2 separate regions of the Mus musculus genome follow, and region 1 is linked to region 2. Evidence: chromatin loops called from intact Hi-C (ENCODE). Cell type or tissue: left cerebral cortex. All regions are shown on one strand.

What was found. Peaks named below come from ENCODE experiments on the same cell type or tissue, not always from the same donor. Only the 100,000 strongest peaks of a DNase experiment are listed, where the experiment ranks them.
Region 1: a loop joins it to region 2, with 2.4 times the contacts of the local background. A loop is called at or near these places in 1 of 42 quality-filtered maps.

What each region holds. Positions count from the first base shown.
Region 1 is chr10:78,459,527-78,463,526 of GRCm38, forward strand. All of the region lies in intron 1 of Pdxk (pyridoxal (pyridoxine, vitamin B6) kinase), which reads right to left. Among named protein-coding and RNA genes, the nearest start is that of Pdxk, 3.4 kb to the right of the region's middle. In left cerebral cortex, CTCF peaks have their summits at 118 (motif pointing left) and 2,464; no DNase peak of the experiment used is centred here; H3K4me3 peaks cover 437 bases; H3K27ac peaks cover 1,638 bases.
Region 2 is chr10:78,744,102-78,748,101 of GRCm38, forward strand. Ccdc105 (coiled-coil domain containing 105) reads right to left here. Exons shown (of 7, transcript NM_027630.1): 7 at 2,823-3,196. The coding sequence ends at 2,948. Gm30400 (predicted gene, 30400) reads left to right here and starts at 3,029. Exons shown (of 5, transcript NR_155762.1): 1 at 3,029-3,187. In left cerebral cortex, a CTCF peak has its summit at 1,931 (motif pointing left); DNase peaks (open chromatin) are centred at 3,086, 3,252 and 3,482; H3K4me3 peaks cover 1,142 bases; H3K27ac peaks cover 465 bases.

The DNA of each region.
Region 1 (4,000 bases), 280 kb before region 2:
CTGGTGAGATGGCTCAGCGGTTAAGAGCACTGACTGCTCTTCTGAAGGTCCTGAGTTCAAATCCCGGCAACCACATGGTGTCTCACAACCACCCAGTAGGAGATCTGATGCCCTCTTCTGGTGTGTCTGAAAACAGCTAAGTATACTTAGATATAATAAATCTTTAAGAGAGAGAGAGAGAGATGGGGTGACTGGAGAGAGTTGGCTCAGTGTTTACGAGTACTTGTTATTCTTGCAAAGGACCAGGGTTCGATTCCCAGCACCCACATGGAGCCTCACCACTTCCTTTGGCACCATGCAAGCATGGGAGGGACAGATATACATTCAGGCAAAGCACACACAAAATAAAATACATCTAAAAAGAGAGAACATGATGGCAAATCATGGTGCCAGGAAGGCTCTGCAGATACACATAGGACTCAGACATATACACATACACAAGTATACACATATACACATACACAAGTATACACACCCCCTGAGATAATAAAGCTTCCCTCTTGCAGCAGGAAGTGGGTTGGAGGTATACCTGGGAGTATTTACTCATGTATGGGAAGGGTCCTGGGCTCTATCCCCGGCAGTATTTAACAAGGGTATTGGGAAGCTGGGCATGGTGGCACACATCATGAATCCCCACACTAGTGGTTGATGATCTGTCACTTCCAGGCCAGCCAGGCCTCCAAGATGAGACATTGTTTTAAAAGGGAGGGGACAGAGGATTAGGGCAGAGCTCAGTCTAGCTAGTTAACACTCCCGAGGCCCTGGGCTCAGCCCTCAGAACCACAGAAAACTAGGAAGCAAGACAAGGTGGTGCCTGGTAGATGGGAGCAGGCAACAAGATACACTTGATTTCACCCTTCCCTTCCCTGCCCACCTACAGACTAGAGCCAAAACGGCAGGAAATCCCCTCTTTCCAGGCGCTCCACTGAGGCAGAGCCGAGTGAGAAAGGGGGAGGGACAGGAGACCAGGAGACCAGGAGTCTGTCCCCACTGTCCCTTTACCCTCTCCCTTCTCTGCAAACTTTGAACTATTCCACCTGGTAGCCACCTTCTGTGGCTCTGGTCACATGAAACCCTTGGCCATTATAGCCTGGCCCCGGGCCAGAAGCAGAAATGAAAACGGTGTGTGTGTGTGTGTGTGTGTGTGTGTGTGTGTGTGTGTGTAGGGGTGGGGCAAGGTTTTGCTGCCTCCTTGGAGAGTTTGTTTATCCTGGCTGCCTGTGGGGTACCGGAAGGGTGAGCCTGGGAGACTCTGCAGGGAGCTTTGGGGAGCCAGGGCTGATGGTGGGGGGGGGGGGGGCACAGTCTGTGACACACGGCAGAAGCTAGAGGCAGCTCCCCAGCCACAGGCAGAAGCCAGGCCCAGAACCAGGGACTCTAGCTAGAAGTCCTGGTACTAGTTCATCAACAGCTTGGTGCAGGGGAAGCCCAGAAACATCTGGTATGAATGGACAGCCACCTGATGGTGCAACCTGTAGACACCTGGGTCAGTCCCAGGGGGGACTCCTCTGCCTAGAGGTCCTCTAGGATTAGCACTGGGACAAACTTCAGGGTCCCAGCCCAAGGCTACATTCTCCATCTTCCCTCCACCCCACCCCACCCCCTTTTTTTTCCGAGACAGGGTTTTTCTCTATAGCCCTGGCTGTCCTGGAACCCACTCTGTAGACCAGGCTGGCTCCAACTCAGAAATCCGCCTGCCTCTGCCTCCCAAGTGCTAGGATTAAAGGCGTGTGCCACCACTGCCTGGCTATCCTCTCTCTTGCTCTGCTTCCCCATATTCAGTAATGTGAATGAGATCTGCACTCCAGGTTGTACAGTAAGAATATATACACCCTGCCTCCACTAGCACAGCTCTGGACCCAGGGGTGTTCCTCTTGAAATAGCTCCTCAAAGACTGGAGAGTGCTGGCCCCAGGCCACCATAGACACTGCCAGTGCCAGCCCCACTGTGCTCACTGAGCCTCTCCATGTTGGAGTGTCCTCCATCTCTACTTTCCCCTGTCCAGGGCTGCACAGAGGTGTGGTGAACTGCCAAGAGTCCACATGGACCAGGATGGAGTCCCTAGGTCAGTAAGCACCTCTCAAGACCCCTCCCCTGACCCTTACCTGCTGCAAAACCCTGGAGAGAAGGCCCTGTACCCTCAATGGGCAGCGTGTAGTAGAGCATGCCCTAGATGTGGGGGGCTGCAGGTGAGCCGACCCTGAGGGTATGACCACAGCAAAGCTAGTCCTGACTTGTCTGCTGGGCAGTGGCTGGGATAAGGAAAGAGATGCTGTGGTGGTATGAATACATCTGGTCCCCAGGGACTCATGTGTATCAATGCTTGGCACACAGGAGGTGGCACTATTAGGAGGTGTGGCCTTTTTTGGACGGAATAGATGTGGCCTCGTTGGAGCAGAGCAAATGTGTCACTGTGTAGATGGGCTTTGAGGTCTGTTCAAGCTCCACCAAGTGCAGAAGAGCACCTCCCCCTGGCTGCCGGAGGAATAACTTCTGCTACCTTTGGATCAAGATGTAGAACTCTTGGCTCCGCCAGTACCATGTCTGCTTGCAAGCTGCCATGCTTCCTCCCATGATAATGGACTGAACCTCTGAAACTGTATGTAAGCCAGCCTCAATGAAATGTTTTCTAAGGGTTGCCTTGGTCATGTCCCTTTACAGCAACGAAACCCTAAGACAGATGCCCTCCTACCATCCCTTGTCCCTTGCCACCTATGGCAGGAGGGAGAGCTGATCCCAGGGTCATGAAAGTAAAAGAACTGGCCCTGTCTCTCACAGGCTGTAACACTCAGGAGAGTGGGCCCTGCACCTTGCCTGGGCAGCATGATAGAGCTGGCTCTGGTTACAAGGGTTGCAGGTGAGCCATCCCCAGTGCCTGAGAGCAGAAGAGCTAGCCACACCCCTCATTTGCTCCACTCCAGGAGAGAGCCAGCCCTGCATCTCTCCTGGACAGCACAACAGAGCCATAGCTGAAGGCAGGAGAGCCCTCCTCCTTGCTGGCTGCTCTGTTGGATGGGTCAGCTAGGGCAGGGAAAAATAGCTCACCTCCGTGGTGTGGGTATAGTGGGCTGACCAGCTCAGGTACCTCTCAGGCCCAGATCCAGGGCTTTGAATTGGCCCACCTTAGCATCTACCCCATCCATGAGCTGCTGGAGTGTGTGATGGAGCCGGTCCCATAGATCAAAACTACAGGATCTCTATGACACAGGGCAACAATGGGGAATCTGAGGGGAGTCCCAGTGTGGTTTCAGTATGGATGGTGTAGCAGAGGCCCTCCCTGTACCTGACAGACTCATTGCAATGAACGTTTACAAGCAAAGTCGGTGTGGACATAAGGATACACTGTGGGACTCACTACAGCTTCCACAACGAGATTGTTTGCCCTTCTTTTTTTCCACTGTTGGGGGGAGGGAGGTTGAAAGGGTGGGTACAGGGGGAGAGATGAGTGGGATTGGGGAGCATGATGAGAAATTCAATAAAAAGGGAGGAGGAATGAGAGAAGGGGAAGGGATCCCCTCCCTTGAGCAGTTGGAACCCCATATCTTCAACCTGAATAAGGACACTGAGCCCTTGGTGCAGTCTAGAGGACAGAGGACCAGGGGACCCAGGGACAGTGTGCTGGGTGAAGGAAGAGTACCAGCAAGTGGAAGAGGCAAGCAACGCAGGACACGGGGTCTCAGAAGCCGGCACACCTCTGCCCAAGGTGAGGGAACTGCATGAAGCTCAGCCTGGCCCCGCCCTCCCTGGCTGTCCCTCCTTCAGGACTCTGCCCCTTTGCTCCTTAGTACAGTCTTTTTTTGAGAAAGGGTTTCTCTGTGTAGCCCTGGCTGTCCTGGAACTCACTCTGTAGACCAGGTTGGCCTTGAACTCAGAAATCCGCCTGTCTTTGACTCCCAAGTGCTGGGATTAAAGGCATGTGCCACCACACCCGGCTCCTTAGTACAGTCTTACTTCAATGACCTTGTTACCCCAATCCTGGCCCCTTAAGCTAGAGAGCAAA
Region 2 (4,000 bases):
CATCCCTGAGGATGGTTTCTGAGAATCAACAAGCAGTCCTGTGCTCAGAGAAGGAAGTGCTGGAGCTTAAAAAACAGGTGGTTCTACCTGTAGGGGACAGCAGCCAGTGGGGTTCACCCTGCAGGACTTCCTAACAGCTTCTTGAATCAGGTCCTGGAGACCCACTTGAGGAAAACTGCAGAAGTTAACAGCAGGTCACCCTGTCATGGGCTTTCTTCTGGCTTACAACCCACATCTTTGTAAACACAGTCATTAGGGATCTTAGCTATGCTTCAGAAAACCCCTGTGAGCACGGAATCGGTGGCGCGGAATCACGGTTCCTTTGGGAAATGAAACTTCTGACTACAGCTTGATCAAATAATTCACACCCAACCTTGTTTTCAGCTTCTATTTAAAGGCAGTTTATTTAGGACTTGGATATTGTTGACATGTTTATAGTAAACAACATTGTAATGCATGCCTGAATGAAGCTTATAGGACATGAAGCTTTGTGTGTGTACTTGTGCTTACACATAATTGGTTCATGCACACATGTGTGTATATGGAGGCTAGAGGTTGATATCAGATGGCTTCCTTTATCACTCTGCATCTTATTTTTGATACAGATTGGTTAGACAGATTGATCAATAAGCTTTGAAGATGCAGCTCTGAGGATACAGACTCAGTTGACAGGCCTGGCTGTGATTTGGGTGCTGGGGATCCGAACTCGGGCCCTCAGTTTCCTGATTGAGACACCTTTGTCTTTGACAATCTTATCCATGTATATGATACATTCTGGTCACCCACCCAGCCACCCACCCTACATCTCCCTCCCACCCCTATCAATTGCCTTTGTGGATTGATGTCTTTTTGTTTTGTTACCCACTGAGTTTAACCAGGGACATCTGTGTGACCACTGGATTAGATGTATCCACTGGAGCCTGGTGGGTTGATCAATGGGCACTCCATTTAAGCCACCGACTCCCCTTCTCCAGGAATATATCAGTAGCTACTATTCATCAGGGAGGAGTAGGGTGCTATGAGTCCCTCCCTGATTCATATCTGACTGTTGACAGGCTTAGTCTTGCATAGGTTCAGATGCGGGCTGCCTCAGCTGGTATGAGTTCATGACAACTGTCTTATCCTGGTGATTGCATTCCCTAACCCTTTACCTCATCTTCTGACTCTTACAGTCTTCCCATCCTGTGTTCTGCGGTGTTTTCTGGGCCTTACAGGGGGTGGTAGAAATGTTTTGATTAACCCAGCCCCCCCTTTCTTTTTCTTTCTTTCTTTCAAGGGAAGGTTTCTTATAGCCCTAGCTGACCTTGGGCTTACTGTGTAACTGAGGATAAATCTGTACTCTTGAACTCTTGATCCTCCTGCCCCCACCCAAATGCTGGATGACAGACCTGTGACAACACACCTTGCAGTATTTTTTTTTTTTAAAGACACATCATGACGTTTTTGTGTCAGAGACCTTGGACAGTGTTTCAGCACTCTAAGCACTGGAGGGCATCTGACACAATGTAACCATTAACCAAAAGCCTGAGAAGTACAAAACCAGGGGCACTACATATACTGCCAGGAGGACACGTGTTCTCAATTAGGATGCTGCAGCAAGGAGGAAGGGCCTCTCCTGCTTGGTTCCTGCTAGAGGAGCCTGTGGAGTCAGAATGGCTGGAAACTTTCAGCGCTTGGTGACTGTCTGCAAATGATCTCACAAACATCAGCATTGATTACCAAATTTCTCTTATCAAGGAAGGGCATGCACAAATATGGAATCTGATTGGTGAGGATCAACCATCATTTCTTTACTAAGTTCCCTTGCATTGAGGGCTAGAGAGATGACTTTGTGGTTAAGAGTGTGTACTGCTCTTGGCAGAGGGTAGGGATTCAGTGCTCAGCTCCCAGCATCACAACACCCTATAACTCCAGCTCTAGGGATCTGATGCCATCTTCTGGCCTCTGGGGTCAACTGCACACAGACCTCCCAATACAAGTATGCATAATTAAATGGCAAGCAAGCAAACAAAAACTTCCCACAATTCCCTTAGGCTGAGTGTATCCCTTCCAGATTGGTTTCAGGAAGAGCCTGACAGGTGCTGATGTAGAAGTCCGAGCCCCAGGGGTCCTGAGACTCTTTTAAAGTTGACACTGGTTGAATCCATGGATTTAGATTCTAAGTGAGACTGCAAAAATCACCCTCCCCTCTTTGTCTGTGTATCTCAGGCCCTGGTATCTAGGGACAACAGATAGTAGAGTTCTTTGATGGTGTTCAAGGTTTCCAGAGCACATAGGGCGGAACTGAGCTACAGCTGGATGTGAACAGGGCCACTCGAGGGTCTCTCCGAAAAGAACATGGGCTGCTGGGAATGTGAGCTTCACAAGGGCAGTGGTCATGTCAGCTGTGCCCACTGCTCCAACCTGCTTAGTTTCAGGGCCTGATGCTTTTTGTGGGATGAAGACAGAAGTGGAGGTCGGAAGCACTCTGCTAAGAGGGCAGGCTCTGTAGCCATGAATGAAGCTTGAGTAAGAGGCTTAACTTCTCTGTGCCTCAGTTTCCTCACCTGTAACATGGGGATGTTAATAACAACAGTTTATGTTACGATAGGCAGCAACCGTGCTACAGATCTTCTACTGACATACTCATCTGCCATTATCACAATCGTTTAAGATAGGTGCTGTTATATTCATTTTACAGGCTTGAGAGACTGAGGTCAGAGAAGGGCAGTGATTTGCCCAAGGCCACACAGCTTGAAACCAGCTGCTAAGATTGAAATCCTAATAATTTGACTGCGAGGAGACACTAGGTTTTGCGATGTGACTGACATACAGTCGGTGGCTAATAATGAGAATATATTTTAATTATAGTTCTGATAGAGGGCGTTTGGAGGGAAGGTTAGTCAGAGGGAGGGCCATGTATCTGGGGGTATCCGCTCCAGCCCCACAAGACCAAGGCAAGCTGAGGTCACTTGGAGGCGGTATTGGTTTGGCTGCGCGCTGGTGTGGGAGGGTCCCAGTCGTTGACCAGGCGCTGCGCTTGCTCATAGCACACGTGCGGGTGGCGCTGGCGTAGGCGCAGACGCACCACATCGTAGTCCACATCGTGCCCTATCTTTTTGCAGTTGAGGCCCCAGGCGAGGTTATCGTGTGTTGTACGGAGCTCTTTTAAATTCTTTTCCATGTGCAAGTTGTGGCGGGTCAGCAGGTCAGTACCCTGGAGAAGGAGGGAGCAGAGGTTTTGATGGGGAAGGGCGGAGCCTTGGAGAAGGTTGAGCTGGGAGGGGCATATCCTGGCTAAGGAGGCAAAGGAGATCCTTGCAGTGGAGGGACTGTGCTTTAAAAGAACCTGTCTGTGGGGGATCTGGGCTGATGTAGAAGGGGCGTTGCCGTGCTTGGGAGGGGCGTGGGAGGTCTGGGGAGGGGTGAGGCTTTTAGAAAGTAGTGGAGCTAGGCAAAGTCTTTCTGGGGAGGGTCAAAGCAGAGCTAGGAGGTCCGTTGTTTGGGAGAGGTGGAGCTGTTCTGGAGTGGGGCGGAGCTGTACTGGGGAGAAGGGAGGGGCCGTATTGGTAGAGGTTGGGCGGTTTTGGGGAAGAGTGGGGTCAAGCCGAGGAGAGATAGGCTGGGGAAAATTGTTTGATTTTGGGAAGGGGAGGAGCCATGATGGGAAGAGAGTGGGCAGTGCTGGGGGACTGGCAAGCCAAACCCAGCTTTTTTGGGACAGGCAGGAGCATAGAGTAGACGTGAAGACGGGCAGGATTCTATACAGGGGTCAGGTGTGCACCGAAAAGGGTCCCTCATGCAAAAAAAGCATAGTTGAGAAGATAAATCTCTGTTGCAGGGGTAAGAAGCTGGGCCAGGTTTGCGAGAAAAACAAAACACAAACACTAAATGGCTGAGATAGCTGAGAGAGGGATGTTCTTACAGCAACACGCACCAAGAATGTAGAACACATTTGAGCAATTTATGTTAAGAGTTTCAGGGCTATTGGGGGGGAGGGGGCAGAGGGGGTGGTGGCAAA